Regions from separate parts of the Homo sapiens genome. Here region 1 is linked to region 2. Evidence: read pairs that join two places in POLR2A ChIA-PET (ENCODE). Cell type or tissue: PC-9. All regions are shown on one strand. Each heading gives the region's core, and the rest is flanking DNA. Links, peaks and the distances in the headings are about the cores only. Region 1 overlaps SBK2 (SH3 domain binding kinase family member 2). Region 2 holds the start of COX6B2 (cytochrome c oxidase subunit 6B2).

Evidence for each region. ChIA-PET counts read pairs that join two places held together with the same protein. Peaks named below come from ENCODE experiments on the same cell type or tissue, not always from the same donor. Only the 100,000 strongest peaks of a DNase experiment are listed, where the experiment ranks them.
Region 1: POLR2A ChIA-PET joins it to region 2 with 19 read pairs; 3 of 35 experiments call an interaction of 5 or more read pairs at or near these places.

What each region holds. Positions count from the first base shown.
Region 1 is chr19:55,526,192-55,536,874 of GRCh38, forward strand. SBK2 (SH3 domain binding kinase family member 2) reads right to left here. Exons shown (of 4, transcript NM_001370096.2): 2 at 9,851-10,105; 3 at 4,952-5,154; 4 at 2,420-4,132. The coding sequence starts at 10,103. The coding sequence ends at 3,542. Among named protein-coding and RNA genes, the nearest start is that of SBK2, 5.6 kb to the right of the region's middle. RefSeq lists enhancers at 1-840, 5,015-5,515. In PC-9, for the core only: no CTCF peak of the experiment used is centred there; no DNase peak of the experiment used is centred there.
Region 2 is chr19:55,344,478-55,354,753 of GRCh38, forward strand. COX6B2 (cytochrome c oxidase subunit 6B2) reads right to left here and starts at 10,242. Exons shown (of 5, transcript NM_144613.5): 1 at 10,173-10,242; 2 at 9,933-10,062; 3 at 9,389-9,489; 4 at 9,130-9,297; 5 at 5,227-6,323. The coding sequence starts at 10,044. The coding sequence ends at 9,244. KMT5C (lysine methyltransferase 5C) reads left to right here. Exons shown (of 9, transcript NM_032701.4): 7 at 1,736-1,872; 8 at 2,023-2,210; 9 at 2,479-3,644. The coding sequence ends at 2,972. RefSeq lists enhancers at 1-163, 164-969, 2,160-2,854 and silencers at 9,557-9,666, 9,777-9,826. In PC-9, for the core only: no CTCF peak of the experiment used is centred there; a DNase peak (open chromatin) is centred at 7,784; H3K4me3 peaks cover 436 bases; H3K27ac peaks cover 1,130 bases.

The DNA.
Region 1 (10,683 bases), core at 7,628-10,127, 180 kb after region 2:
ACCCCCCGCGTTGTTGACTCCCCTCTTCTCCCCAATGATCCCTACTCCAGGAAGCTCACCCGGATTGTCCAGGTCAGAGGCCCCAACTCTATGGCTTGAACCTGGATTCGAAGGCTCCTTGGGGTCACTCCACAGGAGCACACCTGCTGTCAGCCCCGCTCCAGGCAACACCTCGGTGGCCACAGCAGGCGCCCTGCGGGGTATGCAGGGGCCAGGGAGTGCGTGACACACGATCCAGCTCCGAGTTGTAGCCTTGCTCTGGGCCTGAGGCCAAGGAGGGCGCGGAGAGGAAGAGACAGTGTTTGCAAACAGGGCAGCTGCCAAGCAGGGGCGGGGGAGAGAGGAGGAAGGTGCGAAGGAGAGAAGGCCCAGGCGGCGCCCGCCCGCGGCGCCTGCGTGACCTTCCCACCCTGGCTACACATTGACAGGCATATGCGCGCACACACACGGATCCGATGTCCACACATAGCAAGTCACATTCACTCCCCATACACACAAGTACGTCAGCACACACAAGCTCAGATGCTCATGCAGACACAGCAGGCACAAAGCTGTATTATCATCCACGTGCAGTGAGACACACAACGCCATCCTCCCTCCTTTCCATGCATATGCATTCACACACGTGCACACACATGCTCACACATGCACACTCACACTGGCGTACACATACTCATGCTCACACATGACATTCACACTTGCACACACGTGCACACACACTTATGCTTACACATGTACACTCACTGGCGTACACACTCATGCTCACCCACGAATTTACATGTGCACACATGTGCACACTCATACATGCACACACATTCACACTTGCACACATGCACACACACATACTCGTGGACACATGAATACTCACTGGCACACATACTCATGCTCACACATGACACACACTTGCACACATGTGCACACTTGTACTCACTTATGCATATGCATACTCAATCGCACACACACGCACACACTCACACACACTCATGCACAGGACAGTCACACTTGCACATATGTGCACACTTGTACTCACACGCACGCACACACATTCATACTTGCACACATGTGCACACACACGCAAGTCATGGACACACACGCACAGTCACTGGCGTACACACTCATGCTCACCCACGAATTTACATGTGCACACATGTGCACACTCGTTCACACTTGCACACACATGCACACACATACTCGTGGACACAGATGAACACTGGCACATGCTCACGTATGACATTCACACTTGCACACATGTGCACACTTGTACTCACATATGCATATGTATACACTCAATCGCACACACACTCATGCACACAGGACATTCACACTTGCACATATGTGCACACTTGCACACACACATTCACACACATTCACACACATGTGCACACTCACGCACACACACATACTCATGGACACACATGCACACTCACACTCATGGACACACATGCACACTGGCACACATACGCATACTCATGGACACATGCACACTCACACTCATGGACACACATGCACACTGGCACACATACGCATACTCATGGACACATGCACACTCACACTCATGGACACACGCACACTGGCACACATACTCATGCTCACACATTACTGACTTGCACACATTTGCACACACATGCACACACTCACAATTGCACACACGCGCACACACTCGCACAATGTGCACACTCGCATGCACGCACACTCACACTCAGACACGTGCACACTCACTGGCACACACTCATGCTCACGACATTCACACTTGCACAGATGTGCACTCTCACACTCATATGCACACGCATACACTCACACACATGCACACTCACACACACTCATGCACACATGCATATAGAGTTCCTTGATGGAAGCTTTGAGAACCATATCTTTCATTCCATTGTTAGCACACAAACTTTGGTTTGGTAAAGGAGAGGGATTCTTAGAAGCAGGTGGCTCACTCCCTCCTGCCCACAGCTCTGCCATCAGGACCCCCTGCAGGACAGCAGGGAGGCTCAGGCAGCACCATGAGCTCAGGCAGCTCATCCTCGCCCCTCCGTCTCTCTCTCTCCCTTCCTCTCTGTCTCTTTTCTGTCTGTGTCTCTCTTCCTGTGTTTGTCTCTCTCCATCTCTGTTTCTCTCTCTGTCTCTGTCTGTTTCTCTTTCTATCTCTGTATGTGTCTGTGTCTGTTTCTCTCTCTCTCTTCCTCCACCTGTTTCTTTTTGTGTGTCTGTTTTTCTATCTGCATCTCTCCTTCTTTTTCTCTCCCCCGTCTCTGTTTCTCTGTGTGTGTGTCTCTGTCTCTCTCCATCTCTCCCTGCTGTTTCTCTGTGTCTCTGTCTCTCTACCTCTGCACCCCCCTCCCTCCTCCACACGTCCTCTGATGCACACTCCCCTTCTCGTTCCCGAGCAGACAGACTCGCAGCAGCACTGGGATCTGAGCGCCAGATGGAGTTTATTTGCAGAGTGGCTGGGGCGAGAGAAGGCAAAACACATCACAGAGAGGGTGGTGCCAGGTGGGAGGGAGACCCGGCCGGAGAGAAGGAGAGAGGACGGCGGGAGGACAGGGACGGAGGGGAGGCTGCGCCACACCAGACAGGCTAATTTATTTAACAGACATTTCCTGATCCCTGCTGCAGGCCATCGCTGAGTACATGGGGTCTGTCAGCAGACGGAAGGCGGCAAAGACCCCCGACTCCAGGAGCTCACAAAATAACCACAAAAAATAAGCCATGCAGTTAGAAGAGGATACACGTCCTAGAGCAACAGCAGAGTGGGGGGATGAGGAGGCAGACAGTAAGCATTTACAACGCGCAGCTGTAATCCCAGCACTGCGGGAGGCCGAGGTGGGAGACTCGCTCCAGGCCAGGAATTTGAGACTAGCCTGAGCAACACAGCAAGACCCGCCCCCAACCATCTTTTTAAAAAGTTAAAAATTAGCCTAGCGTGGTGGCGCATGCCTGTAGTCCCAGCTACTCAGGAGGCTGAGGCAGGAGGATTGTTTGAGGCCAGGAGTTGACACCCACCTGGGCAACATAGCAAGACCCCTCCATCTCTAAAAAAAGTTAAAAATTAGCCTAGCGTGGTGGCGCATGCCTGTAGTCCCAGCTACTCAGGAGGCTGAGGCAGGAAGATTGCTTGAGCTGTGGATTTTGAGACTGCAGTGAGCAGAGATAGCACCACTGCACTCCAGCCTGGGAGACAGAGCGAGACCCTGTCTCAAAAAAAATAAAAATGCGAGGGGTGAGGGGATGAGCCTAAAGTGCCCTGAGCAAACAGCAAGTGCAGAGGCCCTGGGGAAGGTGGCGGCAGGTACCGAGAGCCACGCGGAGGTCTGAGACCCTGGGGAAGGTGGCGGCAGGTATGGAGGGACATGCAGAGGTCTGAGGCCCTCATGGACCAAGGGAGGAATGCAGCCTGCAGAGAGGAGAGAGGAGGAGGACGCCGAGGGGAATCCCAAGCCCCATGGATGAAAACACACCGAGGAGACACCAAAAGCCGTTGGCCTTGGGGGCCTCGGGTGGGGCGGCTTCCCTTTCTGCATCCCCCGGGGCCTCCTCACTGCCCAGCCTCCTCTTCCACCGCTCCCACTGCCTCCGCCTCGCCCTCCCGCTGCCTCCAGGGGCGCCCCAGGTGCTCCCTGATGGCGATCACAGCGCTCCTCCTTCGGGGGTGAGGGTCCAGCAGCCCCCGCAGAAGCGCGTCGGCCGCGGCGGCCAGGCCGAACCAGGGCTGAGGGCGGTCCCGGGGCTGGCCCGACGCCTGCCAGATGAGGAAGTCCTCGTAGAAGGGGTCGGCCTCGGCCAGGGGCCGGTCCCAGGGGAAGTAGCCCGTGAGGAGGCAGAAGAGCAGGACGCCCAGCGCCCAGGCGTCCAGGGCGGGCTGAATGGGCAGGCCCTCGGGGAGCGGCGGGGGCGCGCAGAGCTCGGGGGCCGTGTAGGGGATGGGCGGCCCGGCCAGGCGCAGCAGCGTCCCGCGAGGCCTCGTGTGGCCGAAGTCGGTCAGCTTGAAGCGCCGGCAGGCCGGGTCGCACACCAGGACGTTCTCCGGCTTCAGGTCCCGGTACACCAGGCCGCGGGCGTGGATGTACTCCAGGGCGGAGGCCAGCTGGGCGGCGCAGCGGTGCACCGCGGGCTGCGGGAGGCCCACCTGCGGGGAGAGGGGTCAGGGCCCAGTGCCCCGGGGCCACGGAAGGCAACCGAGACCCAGGAAGCAGGCCCAGGACGCCAAGGAGGCCGGTAAGGAAGACGGTGAATAGTTGGCCCTGTGAGGCCTAGTGTGACCTGTGAGGCCTGCGGGTTTAGTGTGGCCTAGGGTGACCCCGTGAGGCCTAGTGTGACCTGTGAGGCCTGTGGGTTTAGTGGGGCCTAGTGTGACCTGTGAGGCCTGTGGGTTTAGTGTGGCTTAGTGTGACCCGTGAGGCCTGTGGGTTTAGTGTGGCCTAGTGTGACCCGTGAGGCCTGTGGGTTTAGTGTGGCCTAGGGTGACCCCGTGAGGCCTAGTGTGACCTGTGAGGCCTGTGGGTTTAGTGGGGCCTAGTGTGACCTGTGAGGCCTGTGGGTTTAGTGTGGCTTAGTGTGACCCGTGAGGCCTGTGGGTTTAGTGTGGCCTAGTGTGACCTGTGAGGCCTGTGGGTTTAGTGGGGTCTGGGGTGACCCTGTAGGACCTGTAGGTTAAGCGGGGCCTCGGGTGACCCTGTAGGGCCTGTGACTTGATTGGGGTCCAGTGTGACCTGGGGCTGCCTGGTGAGTCTCCATGGTGTATCGTGTGAGTTCTGTGATGTCTATGAACTCCAAAGAGGCCTAACAACTCCACGAGTCCTGTGGGCCCCACGAGGGGCCTCCGGGGGGTAGGGGAGGCCCAGGGAGGCCCAACGCAGTGGCTGTGGCTCCTGCGGCCCAGGCTGCTCAGGACGTTCCTGGGAGGCCGGTGAGGCACTCGGAGGCGGCCTGGGGTCTGCCTACGCACCTTGGGCTGGATGAAGGCCATGAGGTCCCCGTGCAGGACGGGCTCCGTCAGGAAGCTGTAGGAGTGTGCCGACTCGATGCCAATGCCGTAGGCCGTCACGATGGCTGAGTGCGCGCCCAGCGAGAGCCCCACACAGAACTCGTACAGGAAGCCACGGAGGGACGTGCGGGGTTTCGGGAGCTGCTTCAGTGCCAGGGGTGTGCCTGGGGCAGCAGGGACAGGTATGGGAGGCGTGCAGCAGCCAAGGGCCACCTGGGCCAGCTGCTCTGTTCCCCTGTGGTCCCCTCAATGGCCCCTCAGCTTGGACTCTTTCCCATAGACCATCTCCACCTCCTCCAACTCCCACCTCCCTCCTGAGCCCATCCTAACAGCATGGCCACCCAAGCATCACCAGCGGTACCAATAGTTATAGCACGCTGGGGACCAGCTGGGGGCTCAGGCCTGCGATCCCAGCGCTTTCAGAGACCGAGGTGGGAGGATCCGTTGAGGCCAGGAGTTTGAGACCAGCTCGGACAACACAGTGAGACCCTACCTCTAAAAAAAGTTTTAAAAAGGCCGGGCACTGTGGCTCACGCCTGTAATCCCAGTACTTTGGGAGACCGAGGCGGGTGGATTGCTTGATGTCAGGAGTTCAAGACCAGCCTGGTCAATATGGTGAAACCTCTTCTCTACTAAAAACATAAAAATCTAGTTGGGTGTGGTGGCGCATGCGTGTAATCCCAGCTACTTGGCCGGCTGAGGCAGGAGAATTGCTTGAACCCAGGAGGCAGAGGTTGCAGTGAGCCGAGATTGCGCCACTGCACTCCAGCCTGGGGGACAGAGTGAAAAAAAAATTAAAAAAATAATTAGCTGGGCATGGTGGCATCTGTAAAAAATTAAATAAAATAATAACAGTACGTGGTGAATTTCTACCTTGCTTTCTTACAAGTCTATAGCCATGGAGATGGAGGGATACCATGAAATTTCTCCAATGACCTCGTTTGGCTTCTCATGACAGCAAACTCGTGTTTGAGGCAAAAAGGTATTTTTGAGACACCTGGGGAAAAGGTAACCCACACTGGGTAAGAAAGCCAATTAGGAATTGTGGATTTTGTCACGTGTGGAAACGACTTCCTAGAAGCTAAACTCCCCGAAGGAACTTCTGATGTCTTCCTTTTTTTTTTTTTTTTTTTTTTTTGAGATGCAGTTTCACGCTTGTTGTCCAGACTGGAGTGCAGTGGCGTCATCTCGGCTCACTGCAACCTCTGCCTCCTGGGTTCAAGCGATTCTCCTGCCTCAGCCTCCCGAGTAGCTGGGATTACGGGCACCTGCCACCATACCTAGCTAATTTTTGTATTTTTAGTAGAGATGGGGTTTCACCATGTTGGTCAGGCTAGTCTTGAACTCCTGGCCTCAGGTGATGACCCACCTCAGCCTCCTGAAGCATTGGGATTACAGGTGTGAGCCACTACACCCGCCCTTTTTTTTTTTTTTTTTAAGACAGGGTCTTTCTCTGTCGTCCAGGCTGGAGTGCAGCAGCACAATCATGGCTCACTGCAACCTCCGCCTCCCGGGCTCAAGCGATTCTCCTGCCCAAGCTCCCTGAGTAGCTGGGACTACAGTTGTGCACCGCCACTGGGCTAATTGCACACCAAGCTGATTTTTTTCCCTGACACCAGAAATTCCTGCTAACTGGCTAAGTTTTTTAAAAAAAATTTGTAGAGACGGTCTCGCTATGTTGCCCAGGCTGGTCTCAAACTCCTAGGCTCTAAGCAATCCTCCTGCCTTGGCCTCCCAAAGTGCTGGGATTACAGGTGTGAGCCACCATGCCCGGCTTGGTTTCTTTGATTTCTGAGCCATCAGCTGCCAGGGTGCAACCTTCCCCCTCACAAGGCCGTGTGTAACTGGGATAAATTCCCTCCTTATTGGCCCAGCGCAGTGGCTGATGCCTATAATCCCAGCACTTTGGGAAGCCAAGGTGGGCGGATCACTTGAGGTCAGGAGTTCGAGATCAGCCTGGCAAACATGGCGAAACCCCATCTCTACTAAAAAATACAAAAATTAGCCGGTGTGGTTGCACATGCCTGTAATCCCAGCTACTCGGAAGGCTGAGGCAGGAGAATTGCTTGAACCCAGGAGGCGGAGGTTGTAGTGAGCCAAGATTGTACCACTCCACTCACTGCAGCCTGGGTGACAGAGCAAGACTCCATCTTCAAAAAAGAAAAAAAAGGAAAAGAAAAGAAAGGCCGAGTGCAGTGGCTCACACCTGTAATCCCAGCACTTTGGGAGGCCCAGGTGGGTGGATCACTTGAGGTCAGGAGTTCAAGACCAGCGTGGCCAAAATGGTGAAATCCCATCTCTAGTAAAAATACAAAAATCAGCCAGGTGTGGTGGTGCATGCCTTGCCTGTAGTCCCAGCTATTCGGGAGGCTGAGGCAGGAGAATGGCGTGAACCCGGGAGGCGGAGCTTGCAGTGAGCTGAGATTGCGCCACTGCAGTCCACAGTCCGGCCTGGGCGACAGAGCGAGACTCCGTCTCAAAAAAAAAAAAAAAAAAAAAAAAAAAAAAAAAAAAAAAGAAAAAGTTCCTTCCTTATCAAAAACACCAGCCATCCCCGCCCACTCTGCAGCCAGATGCAGTGGGGTCTCTTCTGCGTGTTCACAGCGCTCCTGATCACTGCCGCCACGGCCACGCCACCCGGTGTTGGCGATCCCTGCCCATCTATGCTCCCCACGGTGCCCTGAGCTTCTTAACGACAGTGACATGTTCAGGGCCCCAGCATCATGCAGCCCAGGGGCAGGTGTGCTGGAGGCCTCCAGATACAGGTTCAGTGAAATGGCCATGGAGGGGCCTCATTGGCAATGCCCCCGCCTGTTACTGCTCATGCCTCCGGCTTTGTGAGCACCCAGGGCTGGATCTCTGCATCCGTGGCTCTTCCTGAGGTGTGCTGTTGTGTGGCTGTGTTATTGCCCTCTGTGTTATTACTGAATTGTGTATCCCCAAAACTCGTATGTGGGAGTCCTAACCCCCCCAGTGCTGAATGTGGCTGTATTTGGAGATGGGGTCTTTAAAGAGGTAAAATGAGGTCACTAGAGTGGGCAGGCCCTCATCCAATGTGACTGGTGTCCTTATAAGAAGAGGAGATCAGGACACAGACACACACAGAGGGACGACCATGTGAGGACACAGGGAGAAGACGGCCAAATGCAAGCCAAGGAGAGAGGCCTCAGGAGAACCAACCCTGCTGACATCTTGATCTCGGGCTTCCAGCCTCCAAAGCTGTGAGGAAACAGAGCTCTGTTGTTGGCCAGGCACGGTGGCGCACACCTGTAATCCCAGCACTTTGGGAGGCTGAGGCAGGAGGACCACTTGAGGCCAGTTTGAGACCAGCCTGGGCAACACAGTGAGACCCCATCTTAAAAAAAACATTTAAAAATTAGCCGGGCATGGTGGCATGCGCCTGTAGTCTCAGCTACTTGCAGAGCTGAGGTGGGAGGATCCCTTGAGCCCAGGAGGTCAAAGCTGCAGTGAGCTATGATTGTGCCACTGCACTCCAGCCTGGACAACAGCGAGACCCTGTCTCAAAAAAAAAAAAAAAAGAAAAAAAAAGAAAAGAAAAAAGGCCAGGCACAGTGGCTCACACCTGTAATCCCAGCATTTTGGGAGGCTGAGGCAGGAGGATCACTTGAAATAAGGAGTTCAAGACTAGCCTGGCTAACATGGTGAAACCCCATCTCTACTAAAAATACAAAAATGAGCTGGGCATGGTGGCATGCACCTGTAATCCCAGCTACTCGGGGGGCTGAGGCACAAGAATCACTTGAACTTGGAAAGCGGAGGTTGCAGTGAGCTGAGATTGTGCTACTGCACTCCAGCCTGGGCAACAGAGCGAGACTCCATTTCAAAAAAAAAAAAGAAAGAAAAAAGTCAAAAGTTCTGTTGTGGAAGCGCCTGCCTTTGTTATGGCAGCCCCAGCAGATGAATGCACACTTTTTCTGCATTCATGCTAGGAGATTTTTGAAGGCAGGGACTGGCTCTGGTTCAATTCTGGGTCCACTGCCCGCCCAACCCCCCCAGCACAGGGCTGGCCTCAGAAGGCGTGCCCTGAACTGACTGACCTCAGGTTGCCTCCCTATTTTCCGTTTCATGGAAGGACACGGTGCTTGGCAGAAAGGCCCAGGGTAGTGGGGAGCTGTCCTGCGCACCCACTGTGTGCCGGCCTTGCTAAGTGCTTAGCAGACAGCATCACTCTGCATCATCCCACGGTGACCACTACAGCCGCCACAGGAGGCTCCTGAGCTGGGAGCTCTGTCTTACCCAGCATTATACAACCCCAGCAACTAGAGCAGTCCACATTCACTCAGAGGATCCACCATTCTTCCAAGTAGAAATCATCACCCACATTTTCCAAAGGAGGAAGCTGAGACTCAGAGAGGGCAAGGGAGTTCCTCAAAACACAGTTTTTGGCAGGGCACCGTGGCTCATGCCTGTAATCCCAGCAATTGGGAGGCTGAGGCAGGCGGATCACTGGAGGCCAGGAGTACGAGACCACCCTGGCCAACAGAGTGAAACCTCATCTCTACTAAGAAAGAAAAATACACACACACACAAATGTAGCTGGGTGTGGTAGTGCATGCCTATAGTCCTAGCTACATGGGAGGCTGAGGCAGGAGGAACACTTGAACCTGGGAGGTGGAAGTTGCAGTGAGATTGTGCCACTGCACTCCAGCCTGGGCGGCAGAGCCAGACTGTCTCAAAAACAACCAACCAACCAAAAGAACAAAAAACAAAAAACACACAGCTTTGGAGGGCAGAGGTAAGACTTGATTCAGGCCTGCCAGCCTCCCCAGCCTGGGCTACCCCAGGCCCGTGCCCCGCCCCCAGCTGAACCCTGCCACCTCTGGCCCCACAGCCTCGTACCTTTCTGACGATGGGTGACCAGAAGGACGCGGCCATAGCAACCCTGGCCCAGGGGACGCACTTCCTCGTAGAGCTCGTCCACCTCGGCTCGGACCAGGGTCTGAGCACTCAGCGTCATCATGTCCTCCAGCGCGCGGGCAGCCTCCTGGCCCTGCTGGAGCTCCTCTAATGTCAGGCCGCCCAGACCCTCCTCCTCGCTGTCCTCCGAAGCCCCTGCCTCCGCCGGCCCTTCCTCAGACTGTTTGCCGGGCATCTCTGCGAGAACAGAGAGGGGTGCCCAGGCTCAGGTCCCAGGCCCAAGGGAGGAGGGGACTGGGGGTCTGGACTCCTGGGTCTGAGGGAGGAGGGGCTGGGGGCTCATCGCGCTTCTCATTGTGACTCAGTCTCCCTCTTGGTGAGAGGTGGGGAGACAAGTCTGGTGTGAGTTCAAGCCCCAGGTCACAGATGTCCCTGCCCGCGTGCCGCCGCCGCCACCCGCCCACCCTGAGGTTGAAAGATGAACCAGATAACTGAGACTCCCCCATCTTGTTTCCAAAGCAAACAGACTTGGGCCCTGGGGGTGGATGAGTAGACTCTGTCTCCTGAGAACAAACAGGTGCTCTTGGGCTCAGGGCTGGGAGGGCGGGCTGTGCAGAGGGCCTGGGACGCCTGGGTCCTGCATGGGACCGAGCACTTGGGATCAGTCCCCAAGCTCCTGACAGGCCTGGGGTCCCACTTTCACAGCCCACCCACCTCCCTCCGACCCAGCCCCCCAGCCCCTCCTCCGCCAGGCCCAGGGGTCCAGGCCCCCAGCCCACCTCTCTCCCGGAACCTCATACAATTCACACAACTGG
Region 2 (10,276 bases), core at 6,490-8,989:
TCCAGTTTGGCCAGCGTTGCCCGGCTGTTTGTGCAGTTGCACTGGAACCCTGGTTGCCAGCTGCTGGCCATCTTTCTTCTCTGAAAACCGAGCTGGGAGCTGTGCCAATTTGGGCAGGGAGTGTGGCAGGGAGGCAGGGCCCTGTGGTGGGAGCCCCCGGCCTTGCAGGGAACAACGCAGGCAGCTGTGGTGGCAGGAGCAGGGAGGCCAGAGAGCCCCAGGGGCCAGGACTCAGGATGCTGTCCAGACATGCCCAGGAGAGGCCGCTGGTTGTCCTGTAGCCCGGAAGCAGAAGGAATCAGGAGGGTTGGCTCCAGGGCGGCATTGAGGGTGCACCCTCTGGAGCACAGACCTCGATGGGGCACCCCGGGAGGCATGACAAAGGGATCCAGATTTTTGGCTCCAGAGTCAGAACTGAGTTGGGGTCCTGGCGATGCCACCCCTGGCCTTTGGTTTTTCATCTCAGATGGGGTTGGTGAGGATCTCTGGAACTCTGCGGGCTGGTCAAGTGTGCCGGAGGGTTTTGGACAGCGAATGCGTGGCCCTGGTCTGACACCACACACAGACGCTGGGGGGGATGGAAACAAAAGGCGGCATTCGGAGAGGCTCTGCAGGGCCAGTGTGCTCCAGCCACCTTGAGCACACGAGAGGGCGGCCAGCTCTCCAGCGATCTAGAACCATCTGGCTTCACAGAAGCCATGCTGGGCATCGACGGAGGAGTAGAATTTCCCTAGGTGTTAAAGGAAATCAGGGGCAAAGGGGGGCGTCTAGCAGGACACGGCACACCAGAGGGCTGGGGGTGCCCAGCGACGGCTTTGATCCGGCAGCAAGGCCTTGGGGTCCGGGCCAGGGAGCCATGGAAGCTCCCCCCAGGGTGTATAATGGGAAGCTTGGTTTTTAGGTCACCCTGGAGGCCCATGTGCAGGAGGCTTGGCAGGAAGGGGAGAGGCTGTAGGCAGGGTGGCCACAAAGAGGTGATGAGGGGCTGACTCCAGTAGGGGTCTCGGGGAGGCGAGGAGGATGAGGATGCGGGAGGTGGCACACTCAGAAGGCAGTGGCCGGTTGGTCTGGGGGCCGTCAGGCAGGCAGGTGGCGAGGGCTACTCCCAGGCAAATGTCAGGCTTGAGTGGATGGGTAGATGGACAGTTGGGTGGACAGTGGTCATGCCCCCTCCTAGACGGGGAACAGGGAGGAAGGCGCAGCTGTGTGGGGCTTAGGAGGAGCCTGTGGGGCAGCTCCTGGGTGAATGATCCCAAAGGCAGGGCCAGAGCACACACAGATTGGGCTGTGGAGTGAGGCAGGCCTCAGAGAAGCGGGGGCGGCCCGCAGCAGGCAGAGCTCGGACCTCAGCTGCCAAGGCACAGTCTGGCGGGGGGCAGGCAGCTCAGGAGGGGATGGGCTTGGGTGTGGCAGAGGAGGTGGGGCTTGGCACGGGGCCACAGAGGCTGGAGGGAGTGGTCACCACTGCTGGCACTGCACGCTGCCAGAAGGTCAGGTTAGATCATCGTCCTGCAGGGAGGGGTGGAAACCAGCCAGTGGGTGGATTGTCCAGGGGCTACAGGCAAAGGACAGGCCCTCGGCAAGGCAGCCGCCTCGGAATGCCACTTTTAGGGGCTCAGCTGTTGCCCCATTCCAGGAGAGGACGCTCCGGGCCAGGGTGCCCGGCCAGGTGTGGGGAGTGGGTGAGCCCTCCCCTGTGCCCTGGGCCAGGGCGCTGAGTGGGCTTGGCCCTCAGTTTGTGCCTGCAGATGGGAACGCAGCCTGCGTGAAGGTGCTCCGGGACATTGAGCCTGGGGACGAGGTGACATGCTTCTACGGCGAGGGCTTCTTCGGCGAGAAGAATGAGCACTGTGAATGCCACACCTGTGAGAGGTGGGACCGGGCGAGAGGCGGCTGGGTTCGGGTCGTCTGGGCTTCTTGAGCCCAGAAACGCACCCTCGGGACCCATCCCTGAGTGTGTCCAACCCCAGCCTCTCATCTCCCTTCCACCCGGCCTCATCTCCCCTTCACCCGGTCTCCCAGGAAAGGTGAAGGAGCTTTCCGAACCAGGCCTAGGGAGCCCGCGTTGCCACCACGGCCCCTGGACAAGTACCAGCTGCGTGAGACCAAGCGGCGGCTGCAGCAAGGCCTGGACAGTGGCAGCCGACAGGGCCTGCTGGGCCCTCGGGCCTGCGTGCACCCATCCCCGCTGCGCCGGGACCCATTCTGCGGTGAGCACCCCTCCCTGCCATCCCAGCAGCCCCTCCCCTGTCTGCTCCTGGTCATCTGTCTCCTTTCTTCTGAGCTCTCTGCCTAGCCTGGAACCCTCCCTCCCACCCTCAGTCGCTGGCAGGCCTCGCTGTTGAGCAGTTCGGCCGCATCATTCCTCTGGGGAGCGCAGGGCAGGGCTGCCTCCTTGTCCAGAGGAGGACCGGCCCAGCTTGCACTGACTTCACCTCTCCTTTGTTCCTCCTCTCCCTGCCACCTGGGCCTTCACAGCCGCCTGCCAGCCCCTGCGCCTGCCAGCCTGCAGCGCCCGCCCAGACACCTCACCCCTCTGGCTCCAGTGGCTGCCTCAGCCCCAGCCCCGAGTGCGGCCCCGGAAGCGCCGACGCCCCCGGCCCCGGAGGGCCCCAGTGCTCTCCACCCACCACGCTGCCCGCGTCTCCCTGCACCGATGGGGAGGCTGTGGCCCCCACTGCCGCCTGCGAGGAGAGGCCCTGGTGGCCCTGGGCCAGCCCCCCCACGCCCGCTGGGCCCCTCAGCAGGACTGGCACTGGGCCCGGCGCTATGGGCTGCCTTACGTGGTGCGTGTGGACCTTCGTCGCCTGGCCCCAGCCCCACCAGCTACCCCAGCCCCTGCTGGGACCCCAGGCCCCATCCTGATCCCGAAGCAGGCCCTCGCCTTCGCCCCCTTCTCCCCACCCAAGCGCCTACGGCTGGTGGTCAGCCACGGCTCCATCGACCTGGATGTCGGCGGTGAAGAGCTGTGACAGGCCGGACGGGGAGGCCCAGCAGGGAGAGAGGGTCTCTCTCCTAGCTGCTACCCAGGACCTCCAGAAGGAGCCCTTGGACCTCTGGGAGGGAGCTGACCCTTGACTCCAGCATAGCTCTGACCCTGGAATGGGGTTGGTTTGGACACCCCCAGGGATCTGAGCCCTGACCCTTTGTGACTGCTGACCCCTGAGCCACCCCCACTCCCACAGGGAGCCCCGGCCATTTGCTGCCCTCCCCACCCCTGCCCCAGCCTCAGGACTGCAGGAGCCATCCGCCCCCCTCAGCCCCTTCCTCCCCAGGGAGCAAAGCCATAAGGGGCAGGGGCCACCCCACGGCATCTCCCCAGAAGTACAGGCCTCAGGAGGAGGTGGAACTGATGTAGGGGGTGGCACTCCCCAGAGACTGCCCTCACGAGGGGACTGGGTTCGCTCTCAGCTCTGCAGCTGTCTGCGGTGGGGGGAAGGTTGGGGGGTGTCTGGAGGCATGTTCCCCTCACCACCCCCCGTGGGTCTCAGGGAGGCCGGGTGTGACCTCATCTTTCTCATGGTGCTATCCTGGTGCTATTGGGGTGGGGAGCTCCCTCCCCTCCCCCACACCAGAAAGGGGTATGTTGGGGGCTTGGAAGCACTTGAACTTTTTATTTTATTAAAACCTTGTTATAAGCAGCACCCTTGGCGGTTTTTTGTTTTGGCTTATGTTTTGAAGGGATGTGAGGAGGGTGAGACCCTCAGCTGTGCTGATGAGAGGGGGAGGAGGCAACACAGGCCTTCAGCCCTGAGAGCTGTCGGGAGAGGGATTTGGGAGCGTGATGGACTAGGGGACTGAGGCTGGAGCCCCATCCCCACTCAGGCTGTGCTTGTAAAAATGCCTTGAGACCCATACTCTCCTAGGAGTGGGTCCTCCCATTTTCCAGGCGAGGTCAACATCGTTTAGCAAGCAGAGTGACTTGCCAAGGCCACGTGGGGACTTGAGGGCCCTTCTCCCTTCTCGCGCTTCTCAATGAGATGCCCCTCCCACATCTCACTCCAAACGGAGAGAGACTGCTGGGGGCCTGGCTGAGTGAGGGTGTGGGGGCTGCCCAGGACACCAGAGCCGAGCCTGGGGGAGGCGGCGCTGACAGGACCTTCCTCAGCTGTGGCATCTTGGGCTTTGCCGTGTGTGAGACCAGGAAGATGAATCTTGTTTCTTCAGGTCCGCTCCAGGATCTGGATTTTGCCAGGGCGTCTTAGCTCTGCCTGCTGTCTCGTTTTGCAAAAGGAAATAACAGCGGCTGACTGTGAGCAATCCCTGATCCCAGGTACCTCCAGCTTCTCCCAGATACTTTTCTCACTGGGCCACCGAGCCCGTCTCACTTGGGCAGCTACAGGTCACCTGCTGGCTCCAGGCCCCCCATGTGCGCCTCCGCATCTGCCAGCCTTGAACAAGCTTACTGTGGAGGTGGACGAGGCCAGGCTGCAGGTATCAGGAAGCTCTCCTTGGCCCTGGTGGAGAGGGAGCAACAGGGGAGCAGTGGCCACAGCGAGACCCATATGAGCACCTCAGCGGTGGCCCTGGGAGGCGGGGACAAGGGGGCAGTTGAGAACGGGTCAAACCTTGTTTACTTTAAAACTCATTAGATACGTTGGATAATATGGCCTGTTCTATTTCTTTTGCAGGGAGAAAATTCCTCTTATAATGCAAATCCTGCTAAGCCCTGTTTGTTTTCTTTCTCATGTTAAAAATAAGGACGGAGAGAGCTCCAGGCCATCAAACAGCAGAGAGATGGCTCCACTGCTAGTCCCCAAGGATTTGTCTCTGAGTGAACTGAAGCCATGCTGTTCGTTTCTTTCCTTTTTTTTTTTTTTTTTTTTTTGAGACAGGGTCTGTGGCCCAGGCTGGAGTGCAGTGGCGCCATCTCGGCTCACTGCAACCTCCACCTCCTGGATTGAAGCAATTCTCCTGCCTCAGCCTCCTGAGTAGCTGGGACCATAGGCACACGCCACCCCGTCAAACTAATTTTAAAATCTTTTTGTAGCAATTGTGTCTCACTGTGTTGCTAAGGCTAGTCTCGAACTCCTGAGCTCAAGCGATCCTCCTGCCTCTGCCTCCCAAAGTGCTAGGATGACAGGTGTGAGCCACCGCGCCCGGCCTTTTGTTTCTGAAATTCAGGTGCTGTTGCCACAGCTCTTAGACAAAGAGGGCAGCGGAGCAGGGAGTCTCAGCTGAGGACTCATGGGTGGACATTGGAATTTCCAGGAACCTTCTGAAATCTTTTAAATGTTGAGAGTATATATTTACATGCACATTTTTTATAGGGGGTTCAGAGCGTTCATCACATTCTCACAAGTTTCTGTATCCGCCTCTCCTCTGCCCCCACCCCACCCCCAACAAAAAGGGCTAAAAACTAGTGGTGAGCCGGGTGCAGTGGCTCACGCCTGTAATCCCAGCACTTTGGGAGGCTGAGGTGGGCAGATTGCCTGAGGTCAGGAGTTTGAGACCAGCCTGACCAACACGGAGAAACCCCGTCTCTACTAAAAATACAAAATAAGCTGGGCGTGGTGGTGCATGCCTGTAATCCCAGCTACTCGGGAGGCTGAGGCAGGAGAATCACTTGAACCCGGGAGGCAGAGGTTGCAGTGAGCTGAGATCGCATCATTGTACTCCAGCCTGGGTGACAGGAGCGAAACTCTGTCTCAAAAAAAATAAAAATAAAAATAAAAATGGTGAGGGCGTTAGAAACTGGCGATCAGGGTTTCCTGGCCTCCGCACTGCTGCCATGCTGAGCTGGTGTTTCTAGGCAGGGCCTGTCCCATGCATTGCAGGATGTTGAGCGGCTTCTCTGGTCTCCACCCACTCGATGCCAGGAGCATGCCTCTGCCCCAACCAAAAATGTCTCCAGACCTTGCCTGATGTCCCCATGGCGGCCAAAGTCAGCTTCTGGCTTGAGCTGGGCAGCACCGGGTGGTGGGGGAGGGGAGACACCAGGCCCATAGTGACCGACCATTCCCTGTCCTTGTCGCAGCATGGAGGGTCAGGACAGCCTTAGGGACGTGGGCGCTCTCAGTCATCTCGCCCATACAGACAGGAGCTGGCTGGGGAGGGCAGGTGTGTCTGCTTGGCGTCCCTCAGCTGCAGGGGACCCTGGCTTCCACGAAGTTGGAGGCGTTCATGCTGGCACTTCCCAGCTGGCAGGACCTGGGGGACATCCTGGTGGAGCAGGGGCCTGGGGTCATGAGTTCACCAAGGTAGCTCAAGGACAGGAAGAAACGGTGGTGGCAGAGGGTCCTCTGGTCGAAGCCTGGGCCTGAGAACCCCATCATACACGTGGAGACCAGAGCAAGGGAAACAAGGAACTCGAAGGCTGGTGGCTGTAGGTGAAGGTGGAAAGAAGTTTAGTGAAACAGGAAATACAACCAGCACTGACCTGGGTGTGTGGCACTAGAACTGCTCTCAGCCTTTGGCAGGCAGGCAGGGCCCTGGCCAAGGACTCCCCACCCTGACCCCGTGTCTCCCTGTGGGGGCACTCTGGCCCTTTATGCTGCAAGCTAGTAACCAGATGCCTCCAAGAGCTCCAGGACTGGTTTATGGGGTCATCCCTGGGCTGTCTGTCCGGTCAATCAGTCTCACTGTCCAGCACAATATGGGGCACCAGAACTGGGCCGACATGCTGATTCGAGTGACTCAGATTGTCTCTATGGCTAGAGACCCCACACACTGTGAAGAGGGGGGCCAGACACTGTTCTAACTGCTTTATATGTTTTCACATCGCCGTCCTCCCCACAACCCTAGGAAGTGAGGTGTCATTATTATGTCATTGTTACCATATTTCAGATGAAAAGGCCACAGCGCAGAGGGGCTAGGGAACTTGTCCCAGGCCACATGGTTAGTAGCTTCAGGGCCTAGATTGAACTCATTCTCAGAACCATTCGGGCTCTGCCACCTTCAGGATGGGAAAGGGGGAAACCCAGAGAGAGGAGGCGAAGCTGCGGCCCCTAGGAGCCAGGGGACAGTGAGCAGGGGAGGCAGCGCAGGTGGCCTTCAGGATCCGTGGTCTGGAGGCCGGGAGGACGGAGCAGGTTCTGAGGGAAGAACCGCAGAGGGAGGGGAAAGTGGATGATGGAAGGATTGAAGAGATGGGGCTGGAGGAGGAGAAAGAAGAGGAAAAGGAGTAGAGAAAGAAGGCGGGAGGAGGATGTTGAGCGAACAAGGATGCAGGTGTTCTGGGTGGGGGCAGGAATAAGTAGAGTGGCCTTGGTTTTCTCTGACCTGGGAGGTTGCTGAGACTGTGAGGCTGGCATTAGGGGTCTCAGGAGGCGGCTACTGGACACCAGGGAAAGCCAGCCAGAGCACCTGGAGGAGGTGTTCGGAGTTTGCACAGGTGATGGTCCACCAGGCTGGAGGCCAGGCCGGGCAGGTCTGCCCCTGCCCCTGGCTCAGGCATCAGTGGGGCAGTGGCGGCTGCAGAGGGGGTCGGGAGTGTGAGAATGTGCTGAGATGAGGTCTGGAGGCAGTGAAGATAGGATGATGGGAGGAGGAGGAAGGAGGAAGGCTGGCCAACAGGGCAAAAATGGGTTCTAGACACGGCTCTGGGGAGGTCAGGAGGCTGCTGTGGCTGCACAGGTGTGGCACCCTGTGCTTGGGATGTTACCTGGGTGACCTCACCAACTTAGCTCCATTCTGTGACTCAGAGAGGGGTCCTGCCCCCGTGGTTCTGCCAGCGCCTCTGTGCATTCGTCAAGGCTCTGGGGACGTTGCATGAACAGGAAGCCCTCCTGTAGTTGAGTCCACACCCTGTGCCCTCACCCCATTCTTGGGTTGTGGTCAGAGACGGAGCCAGGAGACCAAGATCTCAGAGGTGGCGTCATCCTGGGGGATGGCTCATCTAGGGTGTGTCCTGGGCAGCATGGAGGGCAGGTGATGGACAGGTCATCATGGGGCAGGGAGCAGGATGGAGTCAGCCCCCTGAGCTCACCCAGCCCTACCTCCTCTGATAATGGGGCCCTGAGCCATCTTGGTTTGCCTTGGGGAACCTCGGGCTCACACAGGTCAAGAAGCTTGTCTAGGGTCACCCTGCAAGTTGTCATGATTAGTTGTAGTCACCTTTGAACCCTGGGGTTGAACAGGGCCTCATAGGACCGCTTCAGTCAGAGGATGGGGCTTCCCCCTCCTAGGAGCCCCTCTGGAAGGCTGATAGCTCAGGGAGTACCCGTTGGGAAAACCAGCACCCCAGGCTGACTGGTCTCACGGCTCCCTCAGCAGGACCAGGCTGGAACCCTAGGGCTTTGTCAAGCGGCACTCCTTGGCCTGGGGAGAGGCAAGACTTCAAAGGGCGTCTGGAACCGGAATGCGGTTCCGTGTTACTGCCGGGATGGGGAAGGAGTAAAGAATGATTCCGAGGGAGCTCTGAGCGTCCTCTGGGTGCTGGCAGTCTGGCGGGGGTCACAGGAGAAATTGCGGCGATGTGTGCGGTGGGAGAGACTGACAGCGGCCTCTGCGGGGTGGGGGTGCGGGGTGAGCCTGATGCATTGGAGAACTGAGCAGGCTGCTACGCCTGGCTGTGGGTGCGGGTGCCGAAAGCGTGGACACCAGGGGATTCTGTTGGAAATAAGCTGGCTCACATGATGGGGATCTCGATGTTCTGGGAGGGGAAATGAGCCAGGTGGGAGCGGGGTCGTGATGGAGAGTGGTGGAGAGCCCAGAGAGTGGGGGAGGAAGGGATGGAGTCAGCGCTGGGTGGTACAAAGAAGACCCCTCAGGACCCGAGATGGGATGGATCAGGGGTGGGATGGGGAAGGAGCCTGGGGAGATGGTCCAGGCAGGAGGGGAGTAGGGAAAGGACTGAGGTGAGAGGTAGGTGTGGTGATTGGAGGCAGGAGCACCTTGGAGCCATCTGGGTGGGACAGTGTTGAGAACTGGGGACCCTGGGCTGGCTCGTAGCTGTCAACGCGAGGCATCTACCTGCTGGAATGGAGAGGGAGAAGGGGGACGGGAGGCATTCGGCTTCCTGTCTTAGGGCCTTGACTGCCTGCTGCTACCTGATGGAGCAGCAGTCCCCCACCTGCCCCTTATCGGAAAAAGCAGCGTTAGCCCGGACACAGGCACACGGAGGATCCCCACCACCACCACGACGCATCGCTGGCTGGGCATTAAGAAGAAACATCAGCAACAGCATACCATTATTCGTGGCTTAGACACTGGGAGGTAGGGGTGGATAACCGAGACCCGGGGCTCCGCGAGACAAAAAGATGCAGGATCACTGCATCTTCAGAGGAAGCCGCGCTGGGGCAGTCAGATTTTGCCGGCGAAAATCCCGTTCTTGATCTGCTCGTTCCAGCTCTCCACCTGGGAAGCAGAAAGGCAGGGAGCGGGACGCCGGCTCAGCCTCGGCCGAGCCCTGCACACGCCTGGCCCGGCGCCCCCTCTGCCGACTCACCCAGCTGATGGGGCACAGCGAGTGGTACACGCGGAAATAGTACTCGCAGGGCTGCGTGCTCTTCCCGCGGCGGGTCCTGGTCTTGAGGCAGCGGTGGTAGTCTGTGGCGGGCGGGGGTCACGCGGCAAGCCACGCCCATTCCAGGACAGGACCCGCCCCTCCACTGCTCGGGCCCTCCCAGTTCTTCGCTGCTTCGTCCCGCCTCCCTCTCCCCTGGAGGCCTCCGTCCCGCCCCTCCCAGCCAGGCCCCGACCCCTACCTCCCTCACACTGCTCCTCCTACCCAGACCCTGCCCCTACCTACCTCGCCCCGCACCTTCACGACTCGGCCCCGCACCTTCCAGATCAGGCCTCGCCCCTACCAACCTCGCCCCGCCCCTCCAGGCTCAGCCCCGCCTTTTCTCGACCAGGCCCCGCCCCCACCAACCCGGCCCCGCCCGGCCTCCCACCCTAACGGTCTCCGCGGGACTTAGGGTGGGAGTGCCCCTCCCTGCCGTCCCTTGTCACACCCTGCTCCTCCCATAACCTGGCTGAGCAGGTCTCACCCAGGAAGTTCTGGTAGCAGTTACGGATCTGGTTCTGGCTGGGGAAGCGCGGGTCGAAGGGCGGCGTCGACCATTTCCCCTTGGGGGGCTCCTGGGCTTCCACATCCAACATCCACGAAGGAGGCAACTCCTGCGAGACGGGACGGGACGGGGACTCCGTGGGGCCGAGGGGGCGCCCTCGCTCCGACCCGTCTCCCCATCCTGACCCCCGCCCCTGAACCCCACCCGTCGTGCCCTCACCAGCCTGACGTTGGCGGCCACTGGATCTGCTGTGGGATGGTCCCGGGGTGCCGCTCGCTTCTGAGTCCGCGGGGTGCGGTCCCACCCGGGTCAGGAGAAACGCA